Linked DNA regions of Mus musculus: region 1 is linked to region 2. The links are chromatin loops, found by intact Hi-C in ENCODE. Cell type or tissue: left cerebral cortex. All regions are shown on one strand. Each heading gives the region's core, and the rest is flanking DNA. Links, peaks and the distances in the headings are about the cores only.

Region 1 (9,689 bases), core at 1,082-9,081, 82 kb before region 2:
CCCAACCGAGGTTCTGTTAACAGGCCTCCAGCAGCGTCTGCATCCAAACCTGCACTTCCAGCAGTACTTCCCACCGCCTCGCACCTGGACCCCGTTGTCGTGGAGCAAGTACATCTCGCCATGTCACTTCCATGACAGCAGAAACACTAGATTTGCTTATCACACCTAGTGTAGTGCCTGGCAGATGGCAGGCCATTCTCTCTATATGTGTGTGCTGCTAAACAAATTTCATTATAACAAAGCTTCAGAATTTATTTTTCCTTTGAGGCATGGTCCAGCTGTGTGGCACAGGTTAGCTTCAAGCTCGGTTCTCCTGACTGGGTCCTTTAGTACTGCGGTTTCAGTTGTGTGCCACTATGTCTTCAAGTTCATGATTTAAAAAAACAGCCATTCAGAGCTCTTCTTGGTGACCGAGGTGTGTCATAACATTGGGAGATGCTGCTTGGATCGTACTCTATGACTATAAAATTAACAAACCAGAATTTCTTGTGTGCCTCACAGACATGGCACACATGGGACGAGTTACTTCTATAGTGACAAGTTTGTTGTCACCCAAGCTGTGGCTGGCTAGAGGCAGGAGCATGTGACCCTCCTGCTCCTCCACGGGGCCACCACTTGCTTCAGCACTGCAGCCATGTCTCTGTTTAAATTCCTCTCCTCCAAAATGCTGCCCCGTCCCATATCTGCCCCTGACTAAAGCCGCCCCTGCCTGCTGTCCCTTTTGATAAAGGACGCACTACTATCTGACGTGCTTTATGCTCTTCTGAGCATGTGTGCCCATAGGCTGGCCTCTGCCACAGAGGCTCTGTGAGGAAGGGAACTTGACTCCCTCACTGCTGTTGCCTCCACTGCTACAGGGCAGTCAGACTCCAAGTAAGAAAGCTCAAGAAGACAGGGAGTCAACACGTGACAGAAAGGCCGGGAGATGGGCCCACTGGTAAAGGGCCTACCATGCAAGCATGAGGACCTATGTAATCCATATGACTTGCAAGTGACCACCTTTGCTCCCCAGAGCTGAATAGAGACAAATGCTAACAGCACTGAAGCTGGACTTTACATCAGTACCTGGCTACTGAGCCCAGAAGCCATGTAAGAAGCCAGCTACTGCAGCACAATCTGTAATCCCAGCACTCTGGGCAGACACAAGGGGCCCCTGACCAGCCACCCTGCTTGAACTGACAAGGTCCCGGCTCAGGGAGACACCCTGCCTCAAAAAAAAAAAAAAAAAATAGTGGGACTCAGTTAAGAGTTAAGGAAGATACTGGCATTGGCCTCCAGTCTCCATATTCACATGTACCCTCAAGGTGCACACACCTACATGTATATAACACACATACACACACACACACACACACACGAGCAAGAAAGATGACAGAAAACAGCAAAAGTGACAAATAAGCTCAGACGAGTCGTAGCTGGTGTCACACTTCTTAGGGTCAGCTGTGGGGTGCTTATTTCATGATAAATGGGTCCCCTGAAAAAGATGTTCCACTAGTTCTAGAAGTATTTGGTGGTGTTTACTGTTATAACTACAAAGAACCCCTTTTAATGCCTCTCTTTGTCAGTGACCCACAGCTACAAGGTGACCCTTGACAAAGTCAGCGGAGGATGAGTTCAGAGCTAGTTTGTGCTGATGTAACTGCTGGTATTTTAAGTTTCTGTGCTTTGCTGACAATCGGGATTCACTGCTCATGCTGACTCCCTGCAGCTCTTTGGGGGTTTGCTGAACAGCTATCTTGGTGAGCTCAGTCTGCTAACAGCACCGTGAAATGGGTGACTCAGAAACAACAGTACTCGTTTCCAAACATGAGATGCTTGCAATCAGAGCGTTTGCAAGGGCAGGCCCTAAGAAGCTGCCTCTTCCCACAGCAGCAGGAGTGTAAGCGAGCTCTCTAGGGTCTCAGGGCTCACTCCTGTTGAGGGCTCTACCCCTGGAACCTAACCATCTCCCAGGGGCCCCACCTCCCACCAGCGCACTGTGAACTCCATTTCAACATAGGGGTGGGGGCAAACCTTCAGTCCAGCATCATGGCATGGATGCTGTCTGTGAGCAGGAGGCGATCTGTGATGCCCCGCGGATGCCTGCATTTCTAGCACTGATTTTGGTTGCTTTCAAGGGGCAGCTAAGACTAAGCCGGACTTCACCCATGTTTTCTTCTCCTAAGCGCCCGCCTACCTTCATGCTCAACCCACCAGTAGGTACCTGAGAAGCTACAGTAAGAGGGCGTTCTTTGATGTTTCAGAAAGATTAATAGGAAAGATCATTTCCTTTCCCTTATAATGTTATATCTCCCCCACCCTCGCTTTCAAAGTTCAGCAATCCAGAGTCAAAGTTGCAGGCAAAGGAAAGCCTTACAAAGAATCATGCTAGAAAAAAATATTTAAATTATGTTGGAATCTTCACCACATTTTTAAAAACATGCCCATGTACCCAGCCCCCAACTCCCAGAAAGTAAGCCTCCTTCATATTCCAGTTAGAAAAAAATATTAAGCTGAAAATAAAGATTCCAAGAACAATAGCCGCTAGGCTAAGTTTTCGCTGAAAACGATTTTATGAGAATTCAGAAGCAACACGTTCTGAAAACTTCCATCCAACTGTCTACTGAACACGCTCCTTCATCTCTGCTCCCTGCAGAATGGAGCCTAACAGTGGGACAGTCCTGCTGATACTGAGTTGGTAATTTGTGTGAAGCTGGTGTTTTATGTCTAGCTGTTCTCAACAGACACCTATCAAGTGTTAGGCCGCTGCTTACAGTACGTACTTTTACTGCACAGACCTGCAGTCTTCTTGCAGTCTTGTGAGTGCTTCTTCTCCGAGGTAAGGCTTTCTGGGATGAGCACAGAAGTGCACACTGTAGGTGAGGTCCCCGTGGCAGATAATCTGCTGGGGAATGACATGGAGTAGGAGGTCCGCTGCCTCGTCCACGTGGCCACTTCCCTCTCTTTATGGAGCAGCTGCTCGTCCATCAGCAGAGTTATGACCTGCTTCGACCTCTCCCGGATGTAGTGACCTGAAAAATACCCGAGAGCTTGCTTAAACATGGAAAAACTGATGAAAACTATAATTAATTTTATTCTAAAGAAAATGAAGAAGTGACAATGTAGCAAAGTGGAAAGGCAGGAAGACTGTGGGCGACACACTCCTCTCTGTGCGCACTGAGCAAACACATCATCAATACGTGATGGAATTGCATCTTATCTGGCATTATACTTTTCATTTTAAATGCATTATTGGATTTTTCTTGGAAAGCCATCCATACGCTGCAATAAATCAACTAACACAGGCACGCAAAGAAGGTTTGAGCGTGAGGCTAGGGAGATTGGGCAGTGGGTAAAGTGCTTGCGCTGAGGGCAGGAGAACTTGAGTACAGATCCCCGGAACCCACCTCAAACCTAAGAGTGGCGGCATGTGCCTGCAGCCTCCATGCTGGGAAACCTAGACCGGAGGCCAGAGATGCACTGACCAGCCAATCTAATCAAACTGGCACGCTCTGGGTTCAGTGCAACCCTATCTCAAAAAATAAGGTAGAGAGGAATTGAGGAACACATCTGTCTCAACTTCTGGCCTCCACTTGTACCTGCACAGACCAGCAAGTGTGTGCACAGACCAGCAAGTGTGTGCACAGACCAGCAAGTGTGTGCACAGACCAGCAAGTGTGTGCACAGACCAGCAAGTGTGTGCACAGACCAGCAAGTGTGTGCAAAAAGGTTACTTTCTCCAGTCTCGTCTCCTAGCCACTTCTTCCTCCCGAATTTCCTTTATATTTTTAAACCCTGTTCTGAACACCCCTAGTTTCTGGTGGACACCTCACAGTGTGTGCTGGGCCCTCTCAGTGTCATATGAAAAGCGGACGTCTGCTGGAGCTCTTGGGGATGATGTCAAGAGCGGTCTTTCCCTGACGACAGGGGCACCGTTTAGATTTGGAGATTTAAAAAAAAAAAAATTGTGTCATGCTACCCTTTTGTCCCGACCAGTACCTCATCCTGCAGCCTGAGCCTCTTCCCAGTACCACAGAAACTCAGGCAGCTGTTGCTTCCATGCAGGCTCCCCGACTTATCCGTCCTCTCCTCAGACACCGCTTCCTCCTCAGAGCTGCATTTCTCTGAAGAAGCCCCACCTCATCCATCAGTTTATCCCCCCTCCTTTGTGTCTCCCCCTGGCATCTGCCCCTGCCCACTGTCACCTGTGTGTTCCCTTGTTGTTTGCTTCCTCTCTGGGAATATAAACCCCATGAGAGGAGTCTTACTCCAGACACTGATGGCACATAACATATATTCAATAAATATTTACTAAGTGAATGAATTAAGAAAGAAACATTATCAAAAAGTTTCAAATGTTCTCCTGGCTATGGTGTAAATGAAGCAGATTGCTGAAAGATGCTGGGAGCCAATTTACAACTTAGCTGCCTGAGAAAGTTGCTTGGCTTAAAATAGCCTCCTGCAATACCCCCAATTAGAAACTAGAAATCATGGGCTGGAATTGGAACATTTTACTTAGAATCTGTGGGGACTGGTGGGGTGCAGGAGAAGCTCACTCGCTCCAAGTGGCAAGCAGGCACAGCAAGCAGAAAGATGGTTGCCCTGGTGGGAGCCTCCTCCCTAAAGCATCCGACTCCCACAAGGGAACAGAGCAGCTTCAGGAAGGCCAGGCCACTGCATTCTGCCCCAAAGAGGAGTGGGCATCTCATTTCACTCTGCCTAATTCCCTGAGCTACCATTCTGTGCCCTCTGTACCAGTCAGGGTTCCTCTAAAGCCCCATATCAAGAAGTAAGAAAAGTCAAGAAGAGCCCCTAAGTCTGTTTCAAGGAGGAGATAAACAACAAAAGCATCCATTCACTTCTATGCTTCTGAAAAGACCCGAAGGAAGACACAGCATAAAACCCTTACAGCACAGGAAGGACAACAGCTTCCTGTCTGAAAGAAGAAAGGAATGGGGCAAGATTAGAAAACACAGATTCTCTGAACTGCGTCTCACTCCAGTCTGAGGGCTCCCTCTCCTTCCTCTAAACTGAAGGAATCCAGGATGGCTGACTGGCATGGTTTGAAGCAGTCACGTGCACTGTTATGGCAGAGGGTGGGGGCTACAATACACAACCTCCAGTGGCAAAGCACAGCATGAGACTTCGAGGTGGCTTGGCAGCTAAGGGTACTAGTGACTCTTGCAGAGGCCCCAGGTTCAGTTCCCAGCACCCACGTGGTGGCTCACAGCCATGATTCCCTCCAGCTCCAGGGGATCCAGCTCTCTTCTCTGGCTTCTGTGAGCACCAGGCATGCACGTGATGCACATATATCATGCAGGCAAAACACCCACACACATACAGTAAAGATAATAAATATTTTTAAGAGAGAATCACAAAGTGTGACAAAAATATTAATAAAAACACATAAAAATTAATAAAGACGTAGAATGGGAGCAAGATCAATATGTGGTAAGTTATTTCTCCACCGGTGAAATGAGCCAATCCAAGCCAGATCAGAGTACATTAAATGCAGGCTTATGGGAAGCTGCTCTGGGGAGGGCAAGGAAGGAGAGAGGGGAGGGGAAGAGAAAAAGATAAAGTGCCCATGCAGAGAAAAGGAAAGGGGGAAGAAGAGGAGGAAGAGAGGAAGAAACCAAAATGTCCGGGTTACATAGCCTCTGGGGGAAGGGCAGCTCAGCCCCTGGACTGGAAAGTTCAGGGTTGGGGGTGGACTATGCTAGGTAGGGACTGAGGGATGCTGGGAAAACCTGGAGGCCAGGTCTGCTCTGATGTGTAAAAGGTGCACCTCAGCCCCTTGTCCTGGGTCTGAAACCTAACAAGAAAGAAGGAGGGCCAAGCAGAAGGCCAACCTGGGCCCTCTCAAACACAAGGTAAGAGACTGGAGATGAGCACCACTAGAGCAGCTGTGCAAGAGACTGGTGTCCAAGCATAGCTGCTTCTGCAGCCATTGAATCATCCCTTGAGCAGCTGAGAGCAAGAGAGAGTTCTGAGCACTGAGGACACAGCAAGGAAAGGGGACAAGTGCATGTATGCACTGGGTGAGTCACCCAGCAAGTATTAACAGGGTGATTTCAAGCCAAAATGAGTTTTCCAAAGAAAGTACGGAAGGGTGACATGCTGGACATGAATGTGGGGTGCAGTCACATAAGTCTTAGTGAGGAGGGTACACAGCCCTGGCCACTTAGAGACGTGACACGGTTTGAAGCTGCCCACTTGATAGATGGCTTTTCCTCCAACATCCACAAAGGAGAGGACTCTACTTGCTTGTCCCCAGGACATTCAGCAGTGTGTGAAATGGAGACACATGGCAAGGAACGTTTCCCAAATGCTGGAGAAGGAGAGACTCAGAGGTTCTGGGCATTAATGTCTGTTATAGAAGAATATGTGTGCTAAGAGATATGCCTGTCTTCAATAACACTCAAGATATGTTAACAGTCTGCCTGCCTCCCTCTTGAACAGTCCTACCCACATCCTCTCTTCTAACTGCATTCCTGTTGCAGTGAATTTTACTTCCATTCTACATGGGCAATATGAACATACAATGCCCCTCCCCCATTCATATATCAGGTCTACCAACCAAACCCACCAACTCTATCCTTCCTCTCCATCTCCCTCAGTTCAGATCGTGTGTTGCCTATAGTAAGTAGCGTGTTATCTACCTATTAATCTTCCCTCCAATCTACCTTCTAAGAGGCCTAAAGAGGGCAGGGACAGGAAGAGAGAAGCTGCTACATCAGTGATTCTCAACCTTCCTAAAGCTGTGACCCTTCAATGCAGTTGCTAATGCTGTAGTAGCCCCCAATCATGAGATCACTTGGTTGCCACTTTATAACTATAAATTTGCTATTGTTAGGAACCACAATGTGAATGTCTGATATGTGACCCCCAAAAGAATCCCAACCCACAGGCACTGAACTAAAGTCTCTGACCAAGTTATTTCTATTAAAAAAAAAAATCCTCTTTCAGTCAGGGGCTGAAAGGGTGTCTCGTGGAGCCCCTGCCTAGGATCCTCAAGGTCCTGACTTCCGTCCACAGCACTACAAAAACAGACAAGACAAAACCCCATCCGTTGTGTTGGCACAGTAAAGCTATGCTTCAAAGCACTGCTCTGCTCCACACACCTGGTAGTTCTGAGGCACTGCCAGCCTCAAAAACAAGATTAAAAAAAAAAAAAAAAACTCCACAGAGAAATACAAAGGAGAAAGTCACATGTGTGGCTCAAGCCACAGGGCTGCTGAGCTCTCTTGATCTGGTGTCGAGGACCTGAACCACTTAGGTGTCAGAGATCACCCTTTGGGGTGAGGGTCTGCACTCACTGCTCTCTGGGATAGATCTACTGAGAGCTACTTATATGGACCTAGAAGCAGGCACAACACAGTCTTACCACATGGAACTAGGTGAAGTCGCCTGTTGGCCCTAGCCTGGGTCTGTAACGACAAGGCTCAGACTCCAGGCCACTTTGGGAAGGCTGTACTGCAGCCCAGCAGTGAACAGAGTAAATACAACTGAGCAACAGCATGAAGGCCAAGTGGGCATGTGAAGTTGTGGGAAGACCCTCTCCGTCCATGAGTCTGAAGCTGTCACTCTAACCCACACTACACAGTCAGTAAGTCTAGTCCCACTCCAATGAAATGTATCTAGAGGATCTTCTTCTACAGAATCAATATTCTGTAGGATTTTAAATTTTTCTTCAAAAGATTTAAAAATAAACTATTGGGAAGTTACCACAGGGCAGGAGAGAGGGTTCAGAAGGTAGAGTGCTTCTTGCCCAAGTCTGACACCTAAGTTTGATCCCTGGGACCCACATACTAGTGAGCTGCTCGCACACTGTGATCCCAGCGCTCCTACAGGGAAGTGGGAGGAATCCAGAGAATCCGCAGAAGCTCACAGTCCAGCAGCCCAGAGTGGCAGAGACTGAAACAAGAGACCTGCCTCAAACAACATGAGAGGGAAGAACGGAATCCCAAAAGTTGTCCTGACTGCCACATACATGCACGCGAGTGCACACACACACACACACACACATGTAAATAAGAACATGGAGTCATGTAACAAACTCAAGATGAGCATGAGGCAAATAGGACCAGAAGATAGGACCGACTCAAATAAACATCCAGCTACGAAACTACAGTACAAACGGAGGCTAACCACCTTCACCATCGTAGACTCAACAGCTGAGTAGAGCCATGATGGAGGCAAACAGCACCATGTGTTCCAAGTACAGCAGTAAGGCCACAAGACTAAAAGTAACTAAAAGCCATAAAAGACAGATAGCAAGACCCAGTACTCATCCAGAAGTTTCCAAAAAAGATAGTTAGGTAATAGTAAAATAGCAGCGTTCAGAAGGACAAGCTCTAGGTGAGTCTTGAATCCTCACAGCCCTGGCTGGGGAGCTCACAGGCCCCAGGGGGAGAACCTGTGGCTATTATTTTACAGACTGACTAAAGCATCTGTCCTGGCTGGTTTTGTGTCAACTTGACCCAGCTGGAGTTACCACAGAAAAAGGAGCTTCAGTTGAGGAAATGCCTCCATGAGATCCAGCTGTAAGGCATTTTCTCAATTAGTGATCAAGGGGGAAAGGCCCCTTGTGGGTGGGACCATCTCTGGACTGGCAGTCTTGGTTCTACAAGAGAGCAGGCTGAGCAAGCCAGGGGAGGCAAGCCAGTAAAGAACATCCCTCCATAGCCTCTGCATTAGCTCCTGCTTCCTGACCTGCTTGAGTTCCAGTCCTGACTTCCTTGGTGATGAACAACAGTATGGAAGTGTAAGCCAAATAAACCTTTTCCTCCCCAACTTGCTTCTTGGTCATGATGTTTGTGCAGGAATAGAAACCCTGACTAAGACAGCATCAAAGTGCCTTCTAAACTCATTTATCTATACCCACCATTAGTGCAGTTCTCTGACCTCACCAGAGAAGCCTCTCTGTACAGAGACTCACGACCCATCAACATGTAGAGAACATGTGCCTTTGGAGGCCCAACGGTAAATGGGACATCTGCATCACACCTCACTACAGAAAGACCATAAGGATGAGACAGGACTACTGTACTTGTGAACTTGAAGCAGCTATGGTTGCCTGACCAAGACCTGCATAAGCTCCAGCCAGTCAACATTCCAGAACAGGAGGCAGGGGGAACACGTGAGTCCTTACCCCTACATGGGGAGCTATGGACAGTTAATGGTTTCTCGGGAACTTTTTAGAGACAGTTTTCTTCAAGGGTGTGGTCTCCTGTAGGTAGACATTCTAAAGGAAAACACTTAGCATGAACTGGAATCAGTGGGCAATTAAAAAAAAAGTCCCTGGGTTGGAAAGGAGTGTGATTGTGTGATTAGAGAGTGTCTGGGAGAAGTTAAGGGAAGGAGTAGGGTGTGAATAAGATAAAAATACATTGTATGCAAGTATGACATACTCAAACACTAATAACATGTCACTTTAAAAATTGTCTTTGTTCATACATACTTGTAATCCTATAAGCACACAGGAAGCTGAGGCAGGAAGATCACAAGTTCAAGCCCAGCCAGGGCTACACAGGAGACTGCTTCAAAGGATCCAAGGGAACTGGTGAGAAAGCTCAGTGGGTGAAGGAGCTTGTGGCCAGCCTGGCAACCTGGGTTCTAGCCTCAGAATCCACATGGTGGAATAATAAAATAATAAATATAGATGCTGATTTGGTGTGAGTATGTGCTGTGTGTGTAGCAAAGGCCAC
Region 2 (9,689 bases), core at 729-8,728:
AAGCACAGGATTGCTGGGTCAGAAGTCAGCTTGACAGCCCAGTGGGGCTGTCAGGGACCTCTCTCTAGTAGGGCCGGTGATATCTTGGCATTTTGATGCTGTTGTTTCGAGGTTTGCATGGTGTTGTTTTAATAAAACAACAGGAGAATTTTTAAAACATACATTCTAAATATAGCCATGGTAAGTGACTAGTGTTTAAAAGAGAGCGTGAACTTGAAAACCCTTGAATGTGTTGCAGGGGGTGGGCGGGAGAGAGGGGGAGGGGAGAAGGCGGAGGGAGGAGGAAGTGGGGGGGCTGCAGTTTGTGTGAAGTGACACACGGTTCCCATTTCTAAAATTGCCTTTGAGCCCACGATTGCCCACTCTGAGGTCAGCCAGTTTATTGCAGTCATTGCCTCTTTGACCAAGAAGTAATGGGCTTGAATTTCCATGGTATGTGGGAATTGCTGCTGTCAATTTCTTAGCTGACAGCCAGCCACCCAGGAAGGTTCAGTAGGCCTAAGCTAGTTAGCAATTATCCTGACCTGGTGGGAGGAAGGCCCATGATTTTGCTAGTACCAATGGAGGCCAAGAAACCAAGCAGAGCAAGCACATAGCCTTAGGAAACATCAGACACTCACTCTCATATCTTGCTTCTTTCTCCCATGTCCAGTCACCAATAACAGCAATAAATGCTGAGCTCTAGAGGTAGCCCAATGGTAGAGAGCTTGCCTAGCGTGCCTGTGAAGCAGTAGGTTCGATTCCCAGTTCTGCTCCACCCCCAAAATTACAATGAGTGCCCACTGGTAAAACCCTTGCCACATCCTAGATCACAAGCACGCAAGGGCCGCTTGGTCTTGGCGGGTTCTTGTCTCTAGGCGTTGGTGAAACTTGGGTGGTATGTTCCCTCCCCCAGCTGCCCCCCAGCTTCCTGTTCTAAGCCAGCCACACCATGATCTCGCCCTGGGTGTTTGGGCAGAGTGTAGAAGCCAAATCAGTTTCCTCCTTTCTCCTTGGCAAGTCAACCTTCTCCTCCTACCTAGTGAGTGGTCTCCATCCCACGCCACGGCTATATCTTTGGCTAACACCACAGCCAAGGCTCATGGCCAGGAGAAAGAAGTTAGCACCTGCCCAGGGGAAGTGAGGGGAGATGGAGGCTTCAAACGAGAAAAAAGGAGCATATGCTTGGTGGATTTACACTTTTAAAAGCAGTTTTGACATTTGTTTTTCTCTACAAGAAATGTTGGTAGAATACTCCGATGCCAAAACGCTTTGGGGAAAAGACACTATGAAGGCAAATGCCAGAGCTGAACGGGGCTTTCTGCACTCGCTTTCCCTGGGAGGTGGCAAGTGAGGACGTCATCTGAATTCTCAGAGGGGAAACTGAGGCATAGAGAACTAAGAGTCCTCAGCTGCCCAAGTAAGCAACAGGGGTTTAAAGGCAGGTTTGCCCCGCCCCTCCCCTCCCCGACCTCACCCCACCCCTCCTCTGTGAGCTTCCCTTCTTCTGAGGCAGCCTCGCCTGACAGTTTGACAGGTTAAAAAAAAAAAAAAGGGGGTGGGGTGGGGGTGGGAGTTGTCTGAGTTTAATAGAACATGTGTGTTAGGGTTAAGGGAAAAAAAAGCAAAAGGGTATTTTTCTTCGATAAAGTTTGGGGGTGAATGACACAATATGTTATAAGCACAAAAAAAAAAAATAGTTGATTATATAAGCCAGGCAGAGGGGATTACAGAGAGGGCGTGTGATGAGAGCTGGGGATGAAACTGAGGTATAGGCAGAGGGGAGGGGGCCTGCCTGAGGACAGCGTCCTCACACCTCTCTTCCTTTCCACTTCCTCTCTTCCCACTCCTTCCTACAAAACCAAAAAAAAAAAAAAAAAAAAAAAAAAATCTTGCGAAGGAAAAAGAGGGAATTAAAAGAAAGAGAGAAATAATGCAGGAGCCCTTAGAGGAATGCAGTCGCCATAATCACGGTGACAGGACCTGCTTAAGGGCTCCCCACCCCCACCCCCACTCCACCACGTGTACGTTTGTCTGTGTGTCTGAAAAACATCCTGCTTATATGCTTCCCACAACCTGAACACCAAGTGCCTTCCAACCCACAGAGAAGCTTCCCACTTGGAAATCAGGAAAGCAGAAGAGACAGATCCCGGGGTTGGCAGAAATCTCCAGGAGGGGCCTGGTAGGTAATAGGGCCTCGCGCAATGTAGTGGTAAAGCCTGGAATGACCTGCCCCACCCCCACCCACCCCGCAGGCACGTCACGGTGATGACGGACAGAGCCTCAGGCTTCTCCAGATGAGGAGGAGAAAGTATGATCCTCCCTGCCTGCCCGCTCAGCCACCTTGCTGCCAAACCAGCTGCCCCTTTGTCTCCTGTCATTAGAGACAGCTCTGTTGGTGGCTTCCCGCAGAAGAGAAGCAGCAAGAAGATGAACTGTTATTTGGGGAACACACCTGCGCACAGGACAGAAATGGATGGGAGTAGGGGGTGGGGCCCCGGAGGCTTCTAATCAAAAGCCACTTCCTCTGGGTCTCCAAGCCCAGTCCTGACGGGGGATTTGTGCTCCCCTGGGGCATAGGAGTGAGAAAATAAAGAGGGCAGGAGAAAAATAAGAAATGCCCTGTACGCCCATGGTCACTTTGGAGGGGATGGAGATCTCCGCGTCCTGGATAGAAGTGATTTGGGTGGGATGTGCTTCGCTAGTCTTGCTTTCTTCCGTGGCAGCGGAATCAGAGCTGTGCATCTATTTTCTGGAGGGAGATCACTTGTCTCCACTGAGAAGGCTGTTTATTCTCCTAAAAGATCCTAAACCAAAAAAGGAAGTGATGGAGTCTCTCATTTAAGTGGACCAATATCTAGAGGAATCCCTGGCTACAGATCAATGAAGAGAGTCCTGAGAGCCACCCCTGGATGCAGGGCCACCTGCAGCAGTGATCTGGGGCAAAAGCAGAATAGCAAGGGTCCATCCGTGCATGAACTGGTTAGAGCTGCCCGGTTCTACACTCTCTGGCCTTAGATTCAAATCTTTGAAGAAACAGAGGTGGATTCTTGCTAGGAAGGAATTCGCAGGTCACTGCTTTAAAGGCTCAGAGGATCCGTTAGCGACAATTCAGGACGACACAGTAAGGGGATGTGTCTGACTTCTTAGACATTTGGCAGGCAGGTTAACATTTCAGTTCTTCAAGAGCCCAACGTGTAGAGAAGCCAAGCCTCCTGCGTCCCACATAAATTGGTTTGCGCCTCTGGTAGAACATTTAAACAGAAGCTGACAGGGAGCTGAAGGGTCATTGTCCATCCAGTGATTACAGATTTTTCAGGCGCCATTTACCTATGCCTTTTTGTCCTCCCCTGCTAAGCTAAATGCCCACTAAGGCAGAATGATCCCAGCCATGGCTACAGCAGTCAGGGCAAGGAAATGCACACACTAGGAACTTGAGAGATGGCTTAGTGGAGAAGGTGCTTGCAGAGAGGACCAGAGTTTGAATCCCTGAACCCACTTAAAAGCCAGTCAGGCATCGTTGCTGCCTGTGTTCCTAGGAAGTAAGAGAGAGGTGCTCCACTGAGGCAGGCTTGTGGGCCCACAAGACCAAGACTGGCCAGAATTGCTAAGCTCTGGGTTCAGCAGGAGACTCTGCCTCAATCCCTAGAGAGTGACTGAGAAAGACACCCAAGTTTGCTTTTTAAACATCCACAGGCATGTACACAAATGTGCCTAAATATCTATGAATGCACACACATATATGAACCACACAGACATGGAAGAAAGAGAACAGAAAAGAAAGGAAGGAAGGAAATGACACAATACAGATTTTAATACAAGATCATTAATATATAGTCAGAAGCTCAACAAAAGTCAGGCACACTAGCCTGCACCAGGAATCCCAGCAGTCTGGAGGCTGCAGCAGGAGGATTTTGCAAATATGAAGCCAGCTAGGGCTACAAAGTAAGATGTTGTTTCTGAAGGGCAGGAGAAGAAGAGGGGGAAAAAAAAAGACAGAGCCCTGAAATGAAAGGAACTATCTTTCCATGGCATTCAGAAGGAATTTAAACCCAGAAATGTGTGGGAGAAGATGGTGTCTAATTCTCTTCCATCCAAGCAAGGCTGCATTTCATAGATGCTAGGCTCTGAGACAGTTTATAAGCCTCACAACTCACAAGGGACAATGGGGACAGTCACCAAACCTGCCTAGATAAAGATTATAAGGCCTCAGAGGGAAAGAAAGAAAAAAAAATTACAAAGTACAAGCTGCAGTTTAGGGTGCACCATTGCCCTCTGTTGGATTAAATAAGGCAGGCTCCTTCGAGCGGGTGTGTGCTTCAGTGTCTCCAGCTGAGTTTGCTGGTTAGTCCTGGCACCTTAGAGTAGGAAATTAACTGTTCCTTGTAAACTTAGATACCCAGGTCCCTTCCTCTGATGGACTCAAATGTAACTCTGGTGGTAGGTTATTAATTATGCTTTTATGAATGTAACAAACACTTATGAAATATTAACTAAGCATTGCCTGGGGATTATATAGACTCTAACACACATGCCTACTACATATATGTTGCTTAGGGTCTACACACGAAGGACCTGTGGTTGTTGCAGTTTGTGGATGAGACAACACAATACCCAGGAAGCAAGCAGCCTCTTGCAGATTCCAATTCATGTCTATGGATTCCTAATCCTCACTTCATTAGCTTATAGTCTCTCCCTTTAAGAAGTCTACTGCTAGCCAGGCAGTGGTGGCGCACGCCTTTAATCCCAGCACTTGGGAGGCAGAGGCAGGCGGGATTTCTGAGTTCGAGGCCAGTCTGGTCTACAGAGTGAGTTCCAGGACAGCCAGGGCTACACAGAAACCCTGTCTCATAAAAACAAACAAACAAACAGAAAATAATAAAAAAAAAGAATAAATTAAAGAAGTCTACTGCTAAGCCTATTGTGGTAGCACATGCCTAGAAGCTCAGCAGAGCAGGAGAAGCAGGAGTTTAAGCCATCCTTGTCTACCTAGCCAGCTTGAGACCAGCCTGGGATACGCAAGACCTTATCTCAAGCACAAGAAGAAATGAATGCCAGTGTTCATGAATAAACTTTGACTGGAACACAACGGTACCCATTCATCTGTCATCTGTGGCTGACCTAGAGGCTACAACATTACATAACAGAGACCATACCACTCAGAGCCAAAGGTATTTACTATAGGCCCTTTCCAGAAAAAGCCTCCTGACCCCTGGTCTACACGCCAAGGTAGAACCTTCTGTCTCTAACAGCAGTTTTGTAAAGCACTTTCAGAGCTGAGCAAGATGGCCAGGTAATGTTTACTTGGCCCCCAGGGTGGGGAAGCTAGAGGTGACACACAGGTGTGTTCTTTTTAAGATTGAATGCGTACAAGCTCCGACTTTAAAATGGATCAATTAAAAGATAGTTATTTGCATAACAAAGTTTCCTTTCCATTTCGAAAGGGTTTCACCCGCAGGGCTCCTTTGTAGAGAGAGTCTCTATAATACATGCTAATACGATTCCATTTACAAATACTCTATTCAGAACAACTTTCCAAGAACCTTCCTATTGTGTACAGTGGGGCCTAGCTGTAATCACCTCCCTCCTCCCCAGGCAGCACTAAGGTGTCCTACTTCTAAACAGTAATTGAGCTGGCTTTCCGCTGGCTCCAAGAGGGGCTTCACCTGCTTGCACGGAGTCTTTTTTGTGTAATCCCAGCCTTTAGAGTGCTGAGGCAGGAGCATTGCTTCAGTCTAGGTGTTCCTGGCCAGTCTGATCAACATAGCAATGCTTCAGGTGACTTTCTCTCTGCATAATAATGACAATAAGAGTATAAAGGCTGGAACCTCCAAGTGTCTGTATCAGGAAGCATTTGGGGTATAATAGGTGACAAGTACAGACTACTACAGAAAACAAATCGATAAAAACCAATCAATATTTACTGAATTGTTCTAGCTCTTCTTTGCACCCAAACCCCAAAGTTCAAAATTGGTAAGCTCTTAATATCCTACATAGATAAACTAATAAAAATTCCATTTGTGGTTAATGTTCTGATAAATATGTGGTCAGCAATATTCATAAAAGTCATCTCTGTCTCTTTCTGTCTCTGTCCCTTTCTCTTTCTCTTTGTCTCTTTCTCACTGCAAGACATTCTGCTGTCTAAATTACAACCCAAACTGGGGCACGCATTCAAATGAGCGCTATCCCCAGCAAAATAGGAAGTGGTCATGACTGATTCAATTTAGGACCCGGCTTCCTCTTTCACTGGGTCCTGAGCCTGAGTCTCACTTAGCTATGTGCCGTTATGCAATTGCTCCTTTTAAGAGAGACATAAAATGGAAGCCTTGGCTATTCATAGCCAACTTAGGAGGAGCTGAAATTGTTCAAGAAGTTTCTTGCCTGGTACCATTTTGATGAAAACTAGTTCTTCCAACAAATCTATTTAATGTGGCTTCTAAATGGAGTCATGTTAAGGAACTGCCCGGTGGCTTTCACATGCATCTTGTGCCGATGAGGTTTTAAATGTAGATAAACATCCCTTGTACATCACTTGAATATTTTTCAGGGTGATATTTTTTTTCCCTTAGTAAAAGCAGCTTACAAGGAAACTCAAGGGCAGAGATGATCAGCCCAGGCACTCCTGTGTGGTGTGTGTCACCCTGCCGGGAGGCTGATCTGCGTCTCAGGGCTGCTAATGGATGATGCGTGAGAGAGCCACGAAAGGCCAGCGGGAAGCAGGCTGGCATTAGAACCCCACAAATGGCATCATCTGTGGGGTACGGCTTGGGGAGGAGGGCAGGCCACTGGAGGCGGCTGGCTGTCCCTGGAGGCTGGAGCTTCTCATGCTGTGTGGCAGGTGGCATTTCAGCCATTTCTAAAGCCAGCCCCTGGCAGGGACCCTGCACTGAGTCCATCTGTGAGGATGGAGATCTCTGGAAAGGGGTCTCTTCATCTCTTCCAGAATTCAGGAGCACTGAAGTTACAGAGAACAGCATGAAGACACACGTTTGAATCCAGGCTATGCTCTCCCCACCTCCTTGCCTTCGTTCTTCCCTCATTCCTTTCACCACTACTACCCAACCCTGAAACCTAGCCGTCTCTATAGAAATATAGAAATTTGTTTCCCAGGTGTAAAATGTAGCAGTGACAGGTGCAGACTATTACAGAAAAATAAATAAATAAAAACCAATCAATATTTACTGAATAAACTATATTGATAGTTCAATTTCCCTCTTCCCTAGTGGTCCTTGTTAAACTTTTCCAAATCAACACTAATGAATATACAAGAATCAATATCTAAAGGTCCATGCCTTTCAACAGTCAAACTGAAGGTAACATACTACTACTACTGTTCTCTTCTTCACGAGGGAGTGCAGAGAATATTGCCCTCCCATAAAACAGCAGCCAAACAGATTTTATCTCACAAAGGGAAATGGGAGTGGATCTCAGGAAGAGAAGGCTTTTTTAACTGGGTTTTCGGAGTCAGGATTAATATTACAAGCTGGGGAGCTGTGTGATAGGTCCTGTACCTCTGGCTCTGCCACACTGCCAACCTTCCCTGGGGGGTGGGGGGAGACAGAAAAGTGACACTATGCAAGTAGCAATTCTACTTCTGTCCGGGCCTTCTCACCCAAGTGATTTACAGCTGTCGGGAGCCAGGCGCTCAGGTTTGACCTTCCCAAGCTCAAGGTCACACCCAGAACACGCTTCTCTCCTCTGCACTTCGTGTGACTTTTAAATACATTTAGCATTTGCCTCCCCTTGTTCTCACCTCGCTTATTAAGGTAAATTTGTGTGGAAATGGGATCACGGTTTTCAGGACCGTTCACCCGACACCTGATCTCTTGAGGTGACCAAGCGTCTACTGTGGATACCATGACGGTGACCCACAGAAGTCACGTCCCCCTGCAAACCAGAGGCAAGACTTTAATTTGGAGAAAGGTTCCAGAACGTTAACATAATGGGGTGACTCCACTCAGCAAAAGCATTTAGCCTTAAGGAAGAAGGACAGAGTTATTCCTGTCTGCTCAGTGGGTCGACCAACATGTTCACTTGCCTCAGACGGACAGATCTTGAAGAAAGTGTACAAAAAAGAATGTAGCTGACTAGGGGGAGAGGCGGAGAGTCAACAATGGCATTTTATTTGGCATTTTATGAGTGATGCTCGTCTGCCTCTAGAGATTGGTAATGGTCACCTCACAAATCACCTTCAGGAAACAAAGCAGATGCAGGAAGTCAGTTTCCTAAGCCCCTGGAGAGCATCCTGCTTTCTCCCCAGTCAGCCCAGCCCGCACTCATCCACCAAGAGCTCCCCGCTGCACCCTGCCACCTACTGCTACCTTCCTGGCAGTCCCCAGATCTCGCTGAGAGGGAGAGAAGCTCCTGAGGAAACTACTTGCCTCCCCAGTTTCCTGATCACTGAGAGCCCACTAGGTCTGAGGGTCAACTTATTAACTCAGCCAAAGGGTGAGAATTAGCGAAATTTTGTCAAACCTAAATGCCGAACCATAACTTTCCAGCCGCTGCCCTGACAGTTTTAGCCCTGACTGTTTTAGCAGAGGATCAGAGGATGTGACAGACCTGCTGATTAAGTGCCACAGTCAGGGAGAACAGTTTATAGGAGATGGGCAACATCGTCTTCTACTCCGCTTCAGGCTGCCTCAGCTGGGGAGGGATTTCTTCCGTAAAATTGGGACTGTCATTATTAGCCTGATACAGGATGCCATGTAGCACAGGCTAGCCTCCAACTCACTGCAGAGCTAAGGATGACCTTGAACTTCTCATCTCCTGGCCTCTCCCTCCTGAGTCTGGGATTGCAGGGATGGGCCGCCATGATGTGCCGCCATGCCGGCTTATGTGGTACTGGATAGTGAATCCCTCGTGCACACCAGATAAGCGCTCTATCAACAGAACTACCTCTTCAGCCCATACAATTATTTTAAAACGCAAATACTCTCCAGCTGTATTCTGTGCAGTATTTGCAACTATTATTTAACTCCATTTCACAACTTGATCCACTGAATGTTAAGATTCCCATTCTAAAGGTGAGGAAACTGAGATTCTCAAAGGTATCTGATATCATAAGCCATTTACATGCTCACAAGCACACATCTGTGTATACGCACATACATACACATGCACACACACATACATACACACACACCACTTCCACTCAGTTCTTTCCGTGGCATTCCCAACAGCTCCTTGAATTTGAACCTTGTTCGTATTTATTATAGTATACGGGCAGACACAGTGGTCAGTACATGGGGGTTTACTGTGAAACAGGCTAATTCAATTTAGAACTATGGAAATTGAAATTTCTGAGACGTACTTGGGCTACATCATGATGTTACAAGAAGTTGCTGGACCAACTATGTTTCCCAGATCAAAAACCAAAACGCTTCCTACTGTCAAACTGGGCAGAAGGATGCCGAGTTCCCCATTGGCCAATACTGTCTAATTCTCTTAAATGATTCAGATGTAAAAGGGAAAATGGCATCTGTCTAATTAACACTGCCTGGTTAAATATAGCTGCCGAGGGACAGCCCCAGGACAGTGTTTACTGAGCAGTCTTTTCTAGCCCCCTGGGCCTCAAGTTCCAGTTGATAGCAAGCCTTCTGTCCTTATCAGTGACAAACAGAGATGACCTCAGAAGCAGGGACAGGCCAGGGACTGGGGGGCGGGGGGGTAAGGGAGTTGGGGAGTGAGGGGCTGGGCTGTCACTGGCT

The links. Hi-C counts contacts between places; a loop is a spot of excess contacts. Peaks named below come from ENCODE experiments on the same cell type or tissue, not always from the same donor. Only the 100,000 strongest peaks of a DNase experiment are listed, where the experiment ranks them.
Region 1: it touches region 2 in a loop (2.0-fold over the local background); 3 of 42 quality-filtered maps call a loop at or near these places.

Annotation. Positions count from the first base shown.
Region 1 is chr15:80,531,737-80,541,425 of GRCm38, forward strand. It overlaps Enthd1 (ENTH domain containing 1), which reads right to left. Exons shown (of 6, transcript NM_001163189.1): 2 at 2,763-3,011. Among named protein-coding and RNA genes, the nearest start is that of Enthd1, 24 kb to the right of the region's middle. In left cerebral cortex, for the core only: a CTCF peak has its summit at 4,516; DNase peaks (open chromatin) are centred at 1,746, 4,112 and 4,478; H3K27ac peaks cover 557 bases.
Region 2 is chr15:80,613,787-80,623,475 of GRCm38, forward strand. All of the region lies in intron 1 of Grap2 (GRB2-related adaptor protein 2), which reads left to right. Among named protein-coding and RNA genes, the nearest start is that of Mir6957, 27 kb to the right of the region's middle. In left cerebral cortex, for the core only: a CTCF peak has its summit at 4,262 (motif pointing left); DNase peaks (open chromatin) are centred at 1,095, 2,113, 2,377, 4,238 and 1 more place; H3K27ac peaks cover 1,126 bases.